Regions from separate parts of the Homo sapiens genome. Here regions 2 and 3 are each linked to region 1. The links are chromatin contacts, found by Hi-C or POLR2A ChIA-PET in ENCODE. All regions are on one chromosome and are shown on one strand. Each heading gives the region's core, a stretch centred on a gene start or an enhancer-like site at or near the end of the contact. The rest is flanking DNA. Distances are from core to core; before and after follow the strand shown.

Region 1 (4,776 bases), core at 988-3,487:
TCTCTCATCTTAAAACATCTCAATACTACATCACCCTTGTAGCTCCCTGGAGCTAAGGGTGCCGAATTTGTTGGCCTGAAGTTGTTCATATTCTCTTCCACAGACAAACATTTTGAGTTATCTCCACTTGCCATCTCTACCTCATCATCTCTTCATCCCTCTACGGTAATATGTAGCTTCCACCTCATTACTCCAATGAAGCTATTCTTGGTGAGGTCACCAATGATCCCTTGTGAATAAATCCAACACATATCTTCCATTTCTTTTTCTACTTGACTTTTAAGTGGCATTCGACACTCTTAGCTGCACTCTCTGCCCCGAACATCCTCGTTCCTTGGCTCTGTTACGACACTCTCTTGGTTTTCTTCCTCCTTCACTGACTGCTCTTTCTCCACAAACTGTCTATTCTCTGAAGATTCTAACCTCTTTATGTCTAGTACACCATCTCTGTTGGTCCTCTCTTCAGCTCCTAGAGCCAACTGCCACCTCTATGCTGAGGATGCCCAGATATCTGTCTCTAGCAGGGATTCTTTCCTGAGCTCTCTATCCTTCTATTCCACAGTCGACCAGACAAACGCACTGGCTGGAAAAGCCATGACTTGCGTTGAATTGCAGTTGTATCACTTGTTGGCCCTGGCCGAATAATGGCATTGTTGAGCATATTTTCTCATCCCAAAATAAAGGGGGTTAATTATACTGTGCTTTCTTCACAAAGATGTTTTCACTACAATGAACTATTACAGAAAAGGGTGTTGTAAGCAATAAATCAGTGCCTAAACTAAGCTATTGCTACTGTTATTTTTGTTATATATATTTTTAAAGATGTCATTTGGCTTCATGCAATACTTCATTCCATAACATAGATAAGTGTTCCAACGAGCTGAGGCTATTATCTTTTAATGATAAAGATAACAGATGTTAGCTTCTGGGACGGCTAAGAGGCTGATGTGAGCTTTAGAATCCATTTTTGAGTTGGAGAACAAATAACTCTGTTGAAGGGGTTGCAACCTTAAATGACTATAGGAACCAGGCAGGTAACATACATGAGCCCATCTGGTCAGGCAAATGACTGTGTCTTACCTCAAGGGACCACTCTAGGTAATTGGTAACACACATCATTTTGGGTCCAATATTGACAGGTTTGATTTTTCCACAGAAGCTGGAAAACTAGGTTTTTAACATTTAGGCCTTTCAATTATTATTATTATTATTATTTATTTTTTGAGGCGGAGTCTCAGGCTAGGGTACAGTGGCGCCCGCCTCCCGGGTTCAAGCGATTCTCCTGCCTCAGCCTCCCGAGTAGCTGGGATTACAGGCACCCGCCACCACGCTCGGCTAATTTTTGTATTTTTAGTAGAGACGGGGTTTCACCATGTTGACCAGGCTGGTCTGGAACTCCTGACCTCAGGTGATCCGCCTGCCTCGGCCTCCCAAAGCACTGGGATTACAGGTGTAAGCCACCGCGCCTGGCATCAGTCTTTAAATGATAGCAACTAATTCACCTCCTGCTACCCACTCCCAACCCCCAAATACTGTGTGGGCCAAAAACTAAAAATGCATTGTCTGTGAGCCATTTCCTTATTATCCTATAAGGAAAGTCACCATTTCATCTCCAAATAGTTGGGCATTACGAACCCTTCCAAGTGGTTCATGAGGATTTGCTTTTGCCTTGGAAAATGTCAGGGTGAGAACGAACCTTGAGGGTCACAGGGCAGTCTCTGCAGTGTTGTGGTTGCCCAGGACGAAGGTTTTTCTAGCCCACGGCTCCCACTACTGGTCACTGCCCCAGGCCAGACCCTGGCCCTCTCCTCGGAAGACAGAGCAATGCAGCAGCGTTTCCCCTGCAAACTGCCTGCCTGGCTGCTGGGAGGGGGCTGCCAACCTTACTCACTAAGCGTCACAGGAAACTCCGACCTCCATGAGACGAAAACCAAGTATTTACTGAAAGCTTAACGCACGCTAACTCCTTGCTCCTTAGCCAACTGAGAGAAAAATTCGCGAACCCATTCGCAAACGCGGCGCTAACAGCAAACGGGAGGCTGACTCCACCCAGAGGATGGCGAAGCGCTTAAACCGGAGACACCTGAGAAGGAGCCTCCCACAAAACAGACCATGTGGGGAACGGTACCGGGAGCTGGACTGGGGCGCTGAACTACCTGGGCGGGAATCGCCTCGGCGACTGTTCCGCGCGCCTCCGCTTGAGTCAGCCCGGCCGGGAGCTTGACAGCCGGAAGTTCATCGCAAGCCCGGCGACGCCGCGCACGCGCTGTCTCCGTCAGACCTCCGCGCCTGCGCGCGCAGCCAGGAAGTGAGGCCGCGGCGGAGGGGACGGGGCTAGGCCGGGTCGCCGCCTGACGCGACGCGTCCTCACGGGCGCCTACGTCACGGCGTCGAGGCGGAAGATGGTGCACCTCCGGGCCGGCGGTTGCTGAGCTGACCCGGACGGCGAGGGAGCGGGAGCCCGAGCCCGACCACTCCGGCTGCCGCGGGGTGCGGCGCAGCCACCGCCATGTCGCTGCTGCAGTCGGCGCTCGACTTCTTGGCGGGTCCAGGCTCCCTGGGCGGTGCTTCCGGCCGCGACCAGAGTGACTTCGTGGGGCAGACGGTGGAACTGGGCGAGCTGCGGCTGCGGGTGCGGCGGGTCCTGGCCGAAGGTGAGGCCCCGGGTCGGCAGCGCGGGTGCGGCCGCGGAGTGTTGTCTCCGGGACGCTGGGGGCAGCGTCAGCCCGGAGTGGAAGGGCGTGGGTTAGGGCTGGGGAGGGTCCCAGCGGGATCGTGGGTCAGGGTCGGCCAGGGGAGGGTCTCTGCCGAGGGCGTGGGTCAGGGCCAGGCGAAGGTCATAGCGCGGGCGTAGGTGAGTGCCTGCTGGCGGTGATTGCGGAGGGCGAGGCTGGGACCGGGTCGGGGTACTTTCTTGTCATAAGAGTAGGGTCAAGTCGGAGCAAGGCCTGGGGCTTGGGGAACCCCCTCAGGGTGGGTGGGGGAAGATGTTACGGTGAGGTGGGGGATGGTGGCAGGCAGGGAGCTTGGGTGGGGACCCACAGCGGAGACTGAGGGACGGTGCCTAGAAGGCCGACAGCTGGAGTCAGGAGGTGAGCGGTGCAGGAGGTGGGTTTAAGCCTTGGCCTTTTGCCGGACATCTGGGGTTATTGAGCAGGCAGGGACAGGACTGGACTTTGGAGGTTAGGGCTGGTTCTTCTACAGTCCAGGGAACTTGAGAGTTGGTGGGTGCACACGTGTTGCAGGTAGTTGCGGTTGTAGCCTGGGGGGTGGGGGGGTTGGCCGAGGGTAGACTGGGCTGTGTCTCGTGATCCCCCTTCGTCTTTCAACACCTCAGTGTTTCTCTTCCCGGTGAACATCTACTCGTGTGATTCCGTGTGTAGTACAGGAAGCAGAGCCAGTGGTTGTGACCTATATAGAACTTGCAGAGTGGACAGGTCACTCGGCTTAAGTCCTCTTGAGTCAGTCTTGAGTCAGTTTTGTCTCTGCATGCTATTTCTAGCTCCCTGGATGTCCTCTCCGTTCACACGGAATCGATCACCAGTGCCAGTGGGTCCCATTCTCTCTTGTGGATTTTCCTTACATTTTTTGTCCAGTGGTGCCTGGAGGTGTGTCATATTTCACTGGCTGTGAAGTTTATGGGCTAAACACAGTTGACTTGGGTGCGGAAGCGTAACTCTATTCTGCTGTATTGGCACAGGGAGAGGGAGTGAAGCGACACAAAAGCCCTCACCCTCACCAGCTCCCTGGTACCTCTCAGGGCTGGAGGGTTAGCCTGTCCAGGTGCCTGCTCTGTGACCAGACAGGAGACTATCCCAGAATTCTGATTATCACAAAAGGCCTGCGGAGACATTTTGACTGTAGCATTATCACACACTTTGTCTCCATTGTGGTCAAAACCAAACAGATTTTGGGTATGATTTGGTCAGAAAGTCTAAGCTCTTCTTTCAGAAGTGGGGGCTGAAGTGTGATATTCTTTCACATCAGTTGGAAGATTTCTCTCAGATCAAATCATTTATTCTGAAAATACTAGGTGGTTATCTTCATTCTTTAAGAAGTTTATTGTGGACAGGACTTGCTTTCTGGAACTTCAGACTTGTGCTCAAGGGGTGGAGAGACAGAGGCAGCACAGGGACAGATCCTTAGGGGTGGTACAGACAGTGTGAGCTTTGGGAAGGGGCCAAGCAGAAGATGGCACGGATCTTGGTGGGAGGGATGGAGAATGCACCCTCACTGGGGCCCGGAGAGGAAGATTCGTATAAAGAAAGAAGCTTGTGGGTCACTTAGCACCCAGGAAGAAGAACAAGGAAATGTGGGCAGCTGCTGAGGTTGTGCAAAAGAACTTGTTTCCCTTTGCTATCTAGGCAAGTCAGGAGATAAAAATAACCAATGCAATTAGGAGCTGTAGATTTCCTCCTTGTAAACTTAATAGGTGGCCTGCAGCCTCCTAAGTACTTTGAAGCCTCTTTGAACTGAAACAGAGTGTGAAAGCTGAATTAAGTATTTTATATAAACATACTTAATTAAGTTTTGTCTGAACAGCAACCTTAGAACATAGGCTATGGGAGTTTAGGCTGTCTTGTGTAAACATGGTGATGGCTGGTAATCTGAACCCTTGAGTACAGATGTTTACACTTCCAGAATTTTTCAGGTTTCAGAATGGTCATTGCAGCATATAACCTGTATATCGTGGGATACTCCCAGAAGACTTGGGAAAGTATTCTGTAATTGAATACATTAATATTTCTGTAATTAAATGAATAAATATTCTCACTG
Region 2 (4,776 bases), core at 1,386-3,885, 1.8 Mb before region 1:
CCCAGTGGGAGCACTAAGTCAGATTTTAGCTGTTCATTTTCCATTGCTGCAGAACAAACTATCCCAAATGTTAGTAGCTTAAAACAATAAGCATATATTATCTCATCCAGTTTCTGTGGTCAGGGACTCAGAGCAGTTTAGCTGGGCGGTCCTGGCCCGGGGTCTTCCATGGAGTCACAGTCAGTATGTCAGTGGGGGCTACTGTCTTCTGAAGGCTTGACTAGGGTCGGAGGATACAGTCCCAAAGTGGCTTCTTCACCACAGTGGGCAAGTGGGCGCCGGCTGCTGCCATGAAGCCTCAGTTCCTTGCCACATGGACCTCTTCACAGGGTTACTTGATGATAGGGTGGGTGGCTTCCCCCAGAGAGAATGCTCCGAAAGAGGGCAAGGCAGTAGCCGTGATGTCTTGTGGGAGCTAGCTGCAGAAGTCACACTCCATCATTTCTGCAGTACCCTCTTAGTTACCCAGGTCAGCCCTCTCCAGTGGATTGGAGGGGACTACACAGGAGCATGGATATTGGAAGGAGGGGATCCTCTTTGAAAGCTGGCTCCCCCAGTTATATGTACCTATTTGAAATCCAAAGATCCTCATTTCTAAAATACACATGGCGGCCTGGCGTGGTGGCTCACGCCTACAATCCCAGCACTTTGGGAGGCCGAGGCAGGCGGATCACTTGAGGCCGGGAGTTCGAGACCAGCCTGACCAATATGGTGAAACCCCGTCTCTACTAAAATACAAAAAATTAGCCAGGCGTGGTGGCGGGCGCCTGTAATCCCAGCTAATTGGGAGGCTGAGGTGGGAGAATCACTTGAACCTGGGAGGCGGAGGTTGCAATGAGCCAAAAATCACACCACTGCACTCCAGCCTGGGCGACAGATTGAGACTCCGTCTAAAATAAATCAATACGATACAGTACAGTACAATACAATACAATACACCACACCTGACCCCAAGGCTGTTGTTGGATGAGAGACTGTGGATTGTCACATGCACCTTTTACAGTTGAGGCAGAGGCTCAAGGTAGGTCACTGGAATGACGTGCCCCAGGCCACACATTAGCCTCTAACAGCTCTGGGTCCAGTTTTGTTTTTTCCACTCATGCCCCAGACAATCAATAGGCATTGTTTGTAACCATAGCCATGGGGACTGTAGGCTTGCTGTGCAGCAGCCACTGCACTGGACAAGCATTCCATGCACACTCCACCCTCTAGTCCCCACAACAGCCCAACCAGGTAGGGTGGGCACTCGCTCTGCCCTTCCTTCTGCTGAGAGGAAGCCCAGGCTCTGATGAGTAAGAAGGAGCCTTCCATAGCAAAGCCAGGCCTGTGTAGCCCAATGTCCGGGCCATAAGCACTTGGGTGGCTCTGGCTTTGCTTATAGGCTTGTCTGATTCTACAAGCTTGTGTTTTCCCAGGCTCAGCTCAGGCTTGGCTGTGGATCACATAAGGGAAGAAAGTCAAGAAGCTGCTCAGGGGCGGAGCCTGTGGGCAAGTGCACACACAGGGAAGACCCCTGCCCTATCCTGAGTAGGGAACCTTGGAAAGACCCCATGTGTGCTTGGGCATCATTGTGGGGAAGACTGGGCTGTGGAAAAACACTAGCGTTTGTCTGGGAATTTTGGGGAAGGAAAGGGATGGAAAAGCGAAAGGGTGGGAAGGGGCTGGTTTCCTGCTGCTTCTGCTATATAAGAACAGCATCTAGCAGGAAGGTTGTCCCGTGGGCCCATACTAGCCACCTTACAAAGCAGCGTCTGCAGTGGCTGACGCCTGTAATCCCAGCACTTTGGGAGGCTGAGGCCGGTGGATCTACCTGAGGTCAGGAGTTCAAGACCAGCCTGGCCAACATGGTGAAACACCATCTCTACTAATAATACCAAAAAATTAGCAGGGCATGGTGGCGGGCGCCTGTAATCCCAGCTACTCAGGAGGCTGAGGCAGGAGAATCGCTTGAAACTGGGAGGCGGAGGTTGTAGTGAGCCGAGATCGCGCCATTACACTCCAGCCTGGGCAACAGAGCGAAACTCCGTCTCAAAAAGAAGAAAAAAAAGGAAAGAAAAAAGAAAGCGGCGTGCGGGGCAGGGGGTTGGAGCTCTTTCTGGGCTCAGTGTCCCCAGGTGACGGAACACATGCCACGTGCTTGGTGCGCTGCGAGCTCAGCTCCTGGAGCTTCTGTTGCTGCTGTGGCCGCAAGGCCTGGACCCTCGCGGGGAGATTCAGACCCACACTTAGCTCCAGAGCTTGGGGGTTGTCGTTAAGCCCTTCCTTTCCATCAGAGGCTGATGAATCCCCAAACTCCTGGGCTGAGTTCGACTCTCCGACAACTCCTCAGAGGCGGATGTTTGGGGCCACTGGAATAAGCCCAGCACCAGCTGGGGTGTGGACAGCCTCGGGGGCCAGGCCAACTCTCCCGGACGGGTGCGGACGGCAGGGGCGGGGCCGGGCTGTAGGCGGTGGGAGGGGTGGGGCCGGGCGAGAAGGGGCTGGGCGGGCTGCCGTCGGGCGGGGCTGCGCGGGGAAGGGCGGGGCTGCGCGGGGGGCGGGGCTGCGTGGGGGAGGGCGGGGCCGGGCTGTTGTGGGTGGGCGGGGCGCACCGGGGAAAGTTCCGGGAAGGGCGGCAGCCGGCGGGGCCCGGGCGCGGAAGTTGCCGGCGGCCGCGCGGCCTCCCGGGCGGGCCTACAGCCATGTCCCGGGACCCGGGGTCGGGCGGCTGGGAGGAGGCCCCGCGCGCAGCTGCCGCGCTCTGCACCCTGTACCACGAGGCCGGACAGCGGCTGCGCCGCCTGCAGGACCAGCTCGCTGCCCGCGACGCCCTCATCGCTCGCCTCCGCGCCCGCCTGGCCGCGCTGGAGGGGGACGCCGCGCCGTCCCTAGTGGACGCGCTGCTGGAGCAGGTTGCGCGCTTCCGGGAGCAGCTGCGAAGGCAGGAGGGCGGCGCCGCCGAGGCCCAGATGCGCCAGGTACGAGGGCGGGTACCAGAGGAGCTGCGGGAGCGAGAGTGCGTGTGGCGGCCGCCGGGTCCTGGGTGGGTGAGCGAGCGGGCCCCGGGTCCTGAGGGGTTGAGGGGGTACTGGGTCCTGGGGTTGAGTTGGCCTCGGGTCCTGAGGGGTTGGGGGAGCACCAGGTCCTGGGAGTTGAGGGGGTGCCGGGTCCTGGGGGTGAGGGGGCCCCGGCTCCTGAGGGGTTGGGGGAGCATCAGGTCCTGGGGGTTGAGGGGGTGCCGGGTCCTGGGGTTGAGGGACACTAGGTCCTGGGGGTAAGGGGCCGTCGGGTCCTGGGGGTGATAGGGCAACAGCTTCTGGGGGGTGAGGGGACCCTGGGTCCTAGGGGAGAGAGGGGGACCAGGTCCTGAGTGGGATAAGGGGACACCACGGGCTGAGGTGTGCTGGGTCCTGGGGGGTTTGAGGCGTCACCAGGTGCTGGTGGAGGTGAGGGGGCTCTGGGTCCTGCGGGGTGAGGGTGCAAGGTTCTGAAGGGGATAAGCGAATGCTGGATCCTGGGGGGTTGGGAGGGCACTGGGTCCTGGGGGATGGTGAGGAGGCACTGGGTTCTGAGGAGGGGGGTTGGTGCAGTTCTTGGGTTCTGTGTGTGTGTGGTGTATGTTCAGGTGGGCTCTTAGGGGTATTTTGAGGTTCGTGTGTGGGAACACATTCCGAGGGGGGTGTGTGTATGCTGTGTGTATTCTGTGTGTATTGTGTAGTGTGTATGTTCCGGTTGGTTCTTAGGGGTGTTTTGAGGTGTGTGTGCGGGAGACACATTCTGAGGGGTGTGTATGGTGTGTGTGTGTACGCACACATGTGTGTCTTGGGTCCAAGGTCGTGTACTCATATTGTGTTCTAGAGTCCCTTCCAGCCCTCACCCATGCATGTGTCTTTCACTAGTGGCGCTTCAACTCTATGCTGGGAGCAATGGCAAATGCAGCCCGTGTCTGATAAAGGACACAAATCCTAGGCTGGGTGCAGTGGCTCACGCCTGTAATCCCAGTACTTTCGGAGGCAAGGCGGGCAGATTGCCTGAGCCCAGGAGTTCGAGACAAGGCTGAGCAACATGGTGAAACCCTGTCTACAAAAAGTGCAAAAAATTAGCCGGGCATGGTGGCACGTGCCCGTGCTCCCAGCCACTAGGGAGACTTAGGTGGGAGGATCACTTGAGCCTGGGAGGCAGAGGTTGCAGTGAGCCAAGATCGCACCACTGCACTCCAACCTGGGTGACAAAGTGAGACCTTGTCTGAAAAAATTAAATTAAAAATGGACACAAGGGTCCGGACGCGGTGGCTCATGCCTGTAATCCCAGCACTTTGGGAGGCCAAGGCGGCGGATCACGAGGTCAGGAGATTGAGACCATCCTGGCTAACATGGTGAAAACCCATCTCTACTAAAAATACAAAAAATTAGCTGGGCGTGGTGGCGGGCGCCTGTAGTCCCAGCTACTTGGGAGGCGGAGGCAGGAGAATGGCATGAACCCGGGCGGCGGAGCTTGCAGTGAGCCGAGATTGTGCCACTGCACTCCAGCCTGGGCGACAGAGCGAGACTCCGTCTCAAAAACAAACAAAAAAAGACGCAAATCCTGACTTTCTTCTCTTTGTCCTTGTCTATGATGTTTATGTCTGTTTTTTGATGATAAACTATAACACCACAACAGCAGTATAAGTAACAGTTTTTTTGTGCAATAGTATTTGCAAGCATCTGAAACATTCGGGTGAGCTCTGGCATCTATTATTCCATTTGATTCATGGCTATTATCCTAGTTTGCCCAGGAAAGAAACTAAGCCTGCAAAGG
Region 3 (4,776 bases), core at 586-3,085, 1.5 Mb before region 1:
CATCAAGTGTCTACCCCAAGATCCTGTGCTGAAGAAATGATGGCTTTGGGAGCAGCAGGTTTTATGGGGGAAGACTGAGAGTGTGGTTTGGGACACGTTAAATTTGAGAGGATCTGTTAGGCGTCCAAATGGTGAAGAACAGGTAAACAGGTCTGGAGTTTCAGGGTTGAGGCTAGAGATATAGGTTTTGAGAAGTTTGGGAGAAAATGGTTGTTTATAAAACCATGTAACTGTAGGAAATCCCCCAGGGAGGGAGTGGATAGAGTAGGTTCCAAGGACTGAGTCCAGGGTCTCCAGTGTTGAGAGGTCGGTGAGCAGGGGAGGCATCCAGCCAAGGAGATCAAGCAGGAGTGGCCAGGAGCGAGGAGGAGAAGTGGACAGTGGGATCTGTTTCAGCCAAGTGAGGATGCTGTGTCACGGAGAGGGCACAGTCGGCTGGGTCACGTGGTAGTGACAGTTCAAGGAAGAGATGAGCGCTGACCCCGATCATCGGATTTTGCAACATCAAGGTCAAGGATGACTTTGATAAAGAGCTTCAGAGGAGTGGTTGGGTGAAAATCTGATGGGAGTAGTTTCCAGAAAGAACAAGTGGGAAGGAATTGGAGATAAGGGGAAACTCCAGAGGGGTTTTGCCCTTCAGAGGGTCGACTGGGTGGTAGGAAGAGGAGAGTAGGGAAAATCAATCAGTTACTCAAAAATAAACATGGACCCTACCCCCAACTAAGAGAAATCTTAGATGCCAGCGCGCCTAGGCTCACATCGCGTCTGTTGGAATAAAGTGGTCATGGAGCCCACGGACCTTTCTGAGCACCTGGCACTGGCCAGTGAGGACAAGCAGGAACAGGTCAGACTTCTCAATTCTGAACCGAGGGGGGCATGACTTCCATCTCCTGTGTCTTACATCTGCACGTTTCACAACAAGCCAGAGACGTGGTGGTGGTGCGGCAGGGAAAAGTGCAGCGCTGTGGGGTCAGGCCGACCCAGATCCGCCGTGATCTGGATGCAACCCCCACAGCCAGGGCACGCCGGCCTCGTTGTGCCTGCTTCTCTGGCTGTCAATGGGAAGTTTAAGTGAGGCCACGTGTGGGTTTTTAGCTCTCTGCTTGACACATAGCAGGTACTCAGATTGAGGTGAGCGTTTTAAGGTACAAATTAGGGCACCACTGGGGGGAGTAGCGAGGGCGGAAGAGTATCTTTTTAGAACGCACCGCTGATAGTGGTGATTTAAAAAAAAAAAAAGAGGCACCGTTCACTTTCATCGGGGAGCTGGGAAGAAGACAGAAGAGGTGTTTGGGAGAAGCAAGATGAGCAGCGAGCGAGAGGGAACCGGCCGGCAGGTCATGAAAATCGGCGGCGCGTCGCCCCGCACCTGTCCCGCCCCCGTACCTGGCGGGCGCTCGGGGCAGCCGAGCCCTCCTGCCGCCGCCACCTGCCACCGCAGCAGTTTCCTGGGCCAGCTGGGGCTAAGGTGTTGGCAGTCGTCGTCCGTCAGCTCCCGGTAGGCAGGACGCCGCGGCTGTTTGGCGTCGTCACCTAGCAACCGGCGGCACGCTCCGCCGCCATCGGGTGGACTACAACTCCCACAATACACAGCGCCGCGGCGCGGCCCGGGACGCCAAGCCCTGGGCGCCACCTCCCCGCCATGCCTTTCGGGACTTGTAGTTTCTTGGATACCCGGGCGCGGCGGGTCGCCCCGCCGGCAGGGAGCGCGCCTCGGGCGGGGTGCGGCGCCCGCGCAGGGATTGGGCCGCCTCCGCCCCGCCCGCCCCGCCCGCAGCGCGCGGTGGGCCCGGGGCTCGCGGCGCCCTAGGCGCATGTGCGGCGCGGGGCGGCCGTGACCAGCGGAGCGCTGGGTGTCAGTGAGCAGCGAGGAGCCGCGCGCCCCCGTGCCCGCGTCTGTCCGTGCGCCCGAGCGCCCACTCCCGGGTCTGAGGTCTGCCCGGCGCGCCGCTTGCAGAGCATACTCAGGGCCGCGCACCTGCCCCGCGCACCTGCCCGCCGCCCGCTCGGCGCTCCGGGCTTCGCTAGCCAGCCTCCCTGCGACAGCGCGGGGGCTCCGGCCGTGCCTCCGCGTCCGCCCCGCGCCTCAGCCGGGCCCGGGCGCAGCGCTGCGGAGGGCGAGGGCCGCCCGGAGTCCGGCCAGGGCCGGCGCGGCGATGATGAACAGGTTCCGAAAGTGGCTCTACAAACCCAAGGTGAGCGGCCCCGCTCGGGCCGGACGCCCCCCGCGTCGCGGCCTCTCCCTTCCCCAGGACCGCCCGTCCGCCCTACAAGACGGACTCCCTTTCCCTGTCCGTGGCCGGCCTCTTCCCCCACCGCCGACATCCTTCCCTCCACTCCAAGACTTGGACAGATCTTCATCGCCCTGTCTCTGAGGCGGATCCGAACCTCCCTCCCGGCTTCCTAAGCCCGGGTCCAGGACTGACCCTCCTGCTCCTCCTCTCGGGCCGGGGCGCACTTTCCCTCCCCCTCTATCCAGGGCCACAACGGGCCCCTCTCCCTCCTCATCCCGGTCCTGGACGGTGCCCTCCTACACTTCGTGGTCCCCAGCCCGCGGGCCCGGAGCAGACCCCCTACTACTTCTCCGTCTCCCCTCCCTGCACCAGGAATGCCCCCTCATTCCCGTCCTGCCCCCACCCCCATTGTCCTGGGCCCGGAATAGATCTCCCTCCGCACTCCAGAACAGACCCTCTCCCCACTTCCCCAGGTTCTGAGAGAACCCACATTTCCCAATCCCTGGGTCCAGGGCAGACCCGTCCTTCCATGTCCAGAGAGGATCCTGATGGCCCTGCCAACGGCCTCCCTTCCCGAACCAGGACTGACCCACACCTCGGCCCAGTTCGCGTCCCCTCCCTTGTCCCTATCCTTGTCCCTTCCCCACCCACGTCCTCTGGAATCCGGGACAGGTCCTCCGCCCGGCCCTTGGGGCGAGCGCGCCCGTGGCCAGCAGCCTCGGCGGGGCGGGAGGTGCGGCTCTCCAGCCGGCGCCCGCGCCTCTCCTAGCGCCGCGGGGTCGGGGTCCGGGCGGCGCGCCCCGTGCCTCAGCGGCTGCGCCAGTCGCACTGCGGGCGCTGCGTCCCCGCCGCCCGCCTGGGGCTCGTGCCCGCTGCAGCCGGAGCAGGGCCGGGCGCGCTCGGCGCGGGATGAAGGCGCGGCGGTGTTCAGGATCCCGGCGCAGGGTCCAGGGCGCATCTGGGCGTCCGAGGGTGGCACCCTGGGGCCGGCGCAGCGGGGAGGCCCGGGCCCTGAGATCTTGGGGGAGGTCACGGCTCGGGTGGGGTCACCGCGGCGACCAAGGGCGGGAGTGGGGCCAGCGCTTCGTCCGGGCAGCTCGGACGTCCGAGGCCACCGCGTTGCCGACCTACCCCTCCTCCCTCCACTGGCCGCCTTTCTCCGTCCAGCGTCCCAGGCCTCCGCCTCCACCGTGGGTGAGCTGTCACGGCAGAGGTTTCCTGAAATCCGTGCCTCGCGTGCGCCCATTCCAGGAAGGCGGGAGGTGGGTTTGGAAGATCGGCACGGAGGTTTGAGGGCTCACTCAGGGCCCCGAAGGGCGCGTGCTTCACGGCCTTTGAGGTCGGGGAATTCTGTTTGTCGTTGCCGGAGTGTTGGGTTGAGGGCTTACGGTACATGGGGCGCCCCTTGCTCGGCCTTGGCTTGATTGGGAGGGGACTCGGGGGGATTCAGGGTTCCTGTGGCGTCACTCCCTGCTCCCAACCTCCCTGTCCCTAGCAGCGACTTCTTAAGGGTTCGTCCCGAGCCTTGCGTTTCCTGGCGCTGGGTGTGGTTTGGGGCCGAGCCGTCTGCGCCCAGCCTCTCCTCCTGCGGCGCCTTCGAGCCCCTCTCGGTCCTGCCTGCTGCCCCCATGTGCCTCTGCCGGGGTAGGGCGGTGGCCTCCGCTCTGGATAGCTGTATGAATGGTGTTTGGTTCCAGTGACTTTTCCTCACCAGTTACTGAAAACCAAGTCTGCTTGTAAAACGGCGTTTTGGGGGCGTGCAGCAGCATTATTTTCTGTGACAAATGGCGGGAGGCAGCTGGAGAAATGTGTCTTAGGTCTTAACTAACATTCTGGTGTCGCTGAAGGCACTTGCTGGGACACTAGGGGATGCCCCTCCGGACGTGGCTGTGGAAGAGGCCGCATTTGGGGGATCACCCTTCTAATCGTGTTGAAAAGGAAGGAAAAATAATTGTAGACTCTGTTTCATGAGTAGCTGAGTAATTTCAGGATGGCCTTGTCTGTTTCCGTTTAGGGAAGACAGGTTAAAGGTAGAACATGGTACTAGACGTTGTCCTGAGAATTAGGAATTGCGTTCCCAACTTTTCCTCTTCAGCAGGCAGCTGCCTTTCCAGGCAGGCGGCGGGCACCAAGAGGGCACAGCCAGTGAATCAGCTGATCCCAGGGATCAGCCCAGAGCTGTGTGCCTCCGGAGAAGGGATGGAACAGGATTGATGTGGATCTCTCCTTTTTCTCGTTGTCTTCTCCTGGCATGCTGTCTGGTAGTAGCTCCAGAGCTCTGGACTTGAGACGTATCTCCATTTCAGATCTGTCTCTGGCCATAGCATTTTTCTGGGAGCTGGTGCCCTGTGGGCAGTCTGAACTTGGGCTGTCTCTTATTTGAGAAATGTCTTTGGAGTTAAATATCTTGATTGTTTGAAGGGTCGGAGTATGTTATGTCACTCCATAGCTTTTCATTTTTCAAACCAAAGCTCAGATTCTTGCCTTGGATTATGAATTGAATTTTATGCTTCCCCTTCCTGTCTAATTTAACACATTTTGG

What was found. Hi-C counts contacts between places; a loop is a spot of excess contacts on that map. ChIA-PET counts read pairs that join two places held with the same protein, here RNA polymerase II (POLR2A). Pooled maps may share reads with other maps.
Region 2: a loop to region 1 is called in a pooled map, with 5 times the contacts of the local background. The contact joins the promoter of TNIP2 here to the promoter of TMEM175 in region 1. A Hi-C loop is called at or near these places in 4 of 50 pooled maps. POLR2A ChIA-PET finds 5 or more read pairs at or near these places in 2 of 52 experiments (GM12878 and naive thymus-derived CD4-positive, alpha-beta T cell).
Region 3: a loop to region 1 is called in a map of naive thymus-derived CD4-positive, alpha-beta T cell, with 7 times the contacts of the local background. The contact joins the promoter of ZFYVE28 here to the promoter of TMEM175 in region 1. A Hi-C loop is called at or near these places in 1 of 168 maps with a recorded cell type or tissue (naive thymus-derived CD4-positive, alpha-beta T cell), 1 of 37 single-sample maps with no recorded cell type and 8 of 50 pooled maps.

The regions. Positions count from the first base shown.
Region 1 is chr4:929,921-934,696 of GRCh38, reverse strand. TMEM175 (transmembrane protein 175) reads right to left here and starts at 2,237. Exons shown (of 11, transcript NM_032326.4): 1 at 2,157-2,237. GAK (cyclin G associated kinase) reads left to right here and starts at 2,381. Exons shown (of 28, transcript NM_005255.4): 1 at 2,381-2,654. The coding sequence starts at 2,510. RefSeq lists an enhancer at 1,796-2,115 and a silencer at 2,276-2,595.
Region 2 is chr4:2,754,195-2,758,970 of GRCh38, reverse strand. TNIP2 (TNFAIP3 interacting protein 2) reads left to right here and starts at 2,635. Exons shown (of 6, transcript NM_024309.4): 1 at 2,635-2,957. The coding sequence starts at 2,682. RefSeq lists silencers at 2,173-2,312, 2,493-3,012, 3,033-3,092.
Region 3 is chr4:2,415,704-2,420,479 of GRCh38, reverse strand. It overlaps ZFYVE28 (zinc finger FYVE-type containing 28), which reads left to right and starts at 1,835. Exons shown (of 13, transcript NM_020972.3): 1 at 1,835-2,195. The coding sequence starts at 2,157. CFAP99 (cilia and flagella associated protein 99) reads right to left here and starts at 1,525. Exons shown (of 16, transcript NM_001193282.4): 1 at 1,387-1,525. RefSeq lists silencers at 1,311-1,360, 1,601-1,830, 1,951-2,110 and enhancers at 3,116-3,674, 3,675-4,233.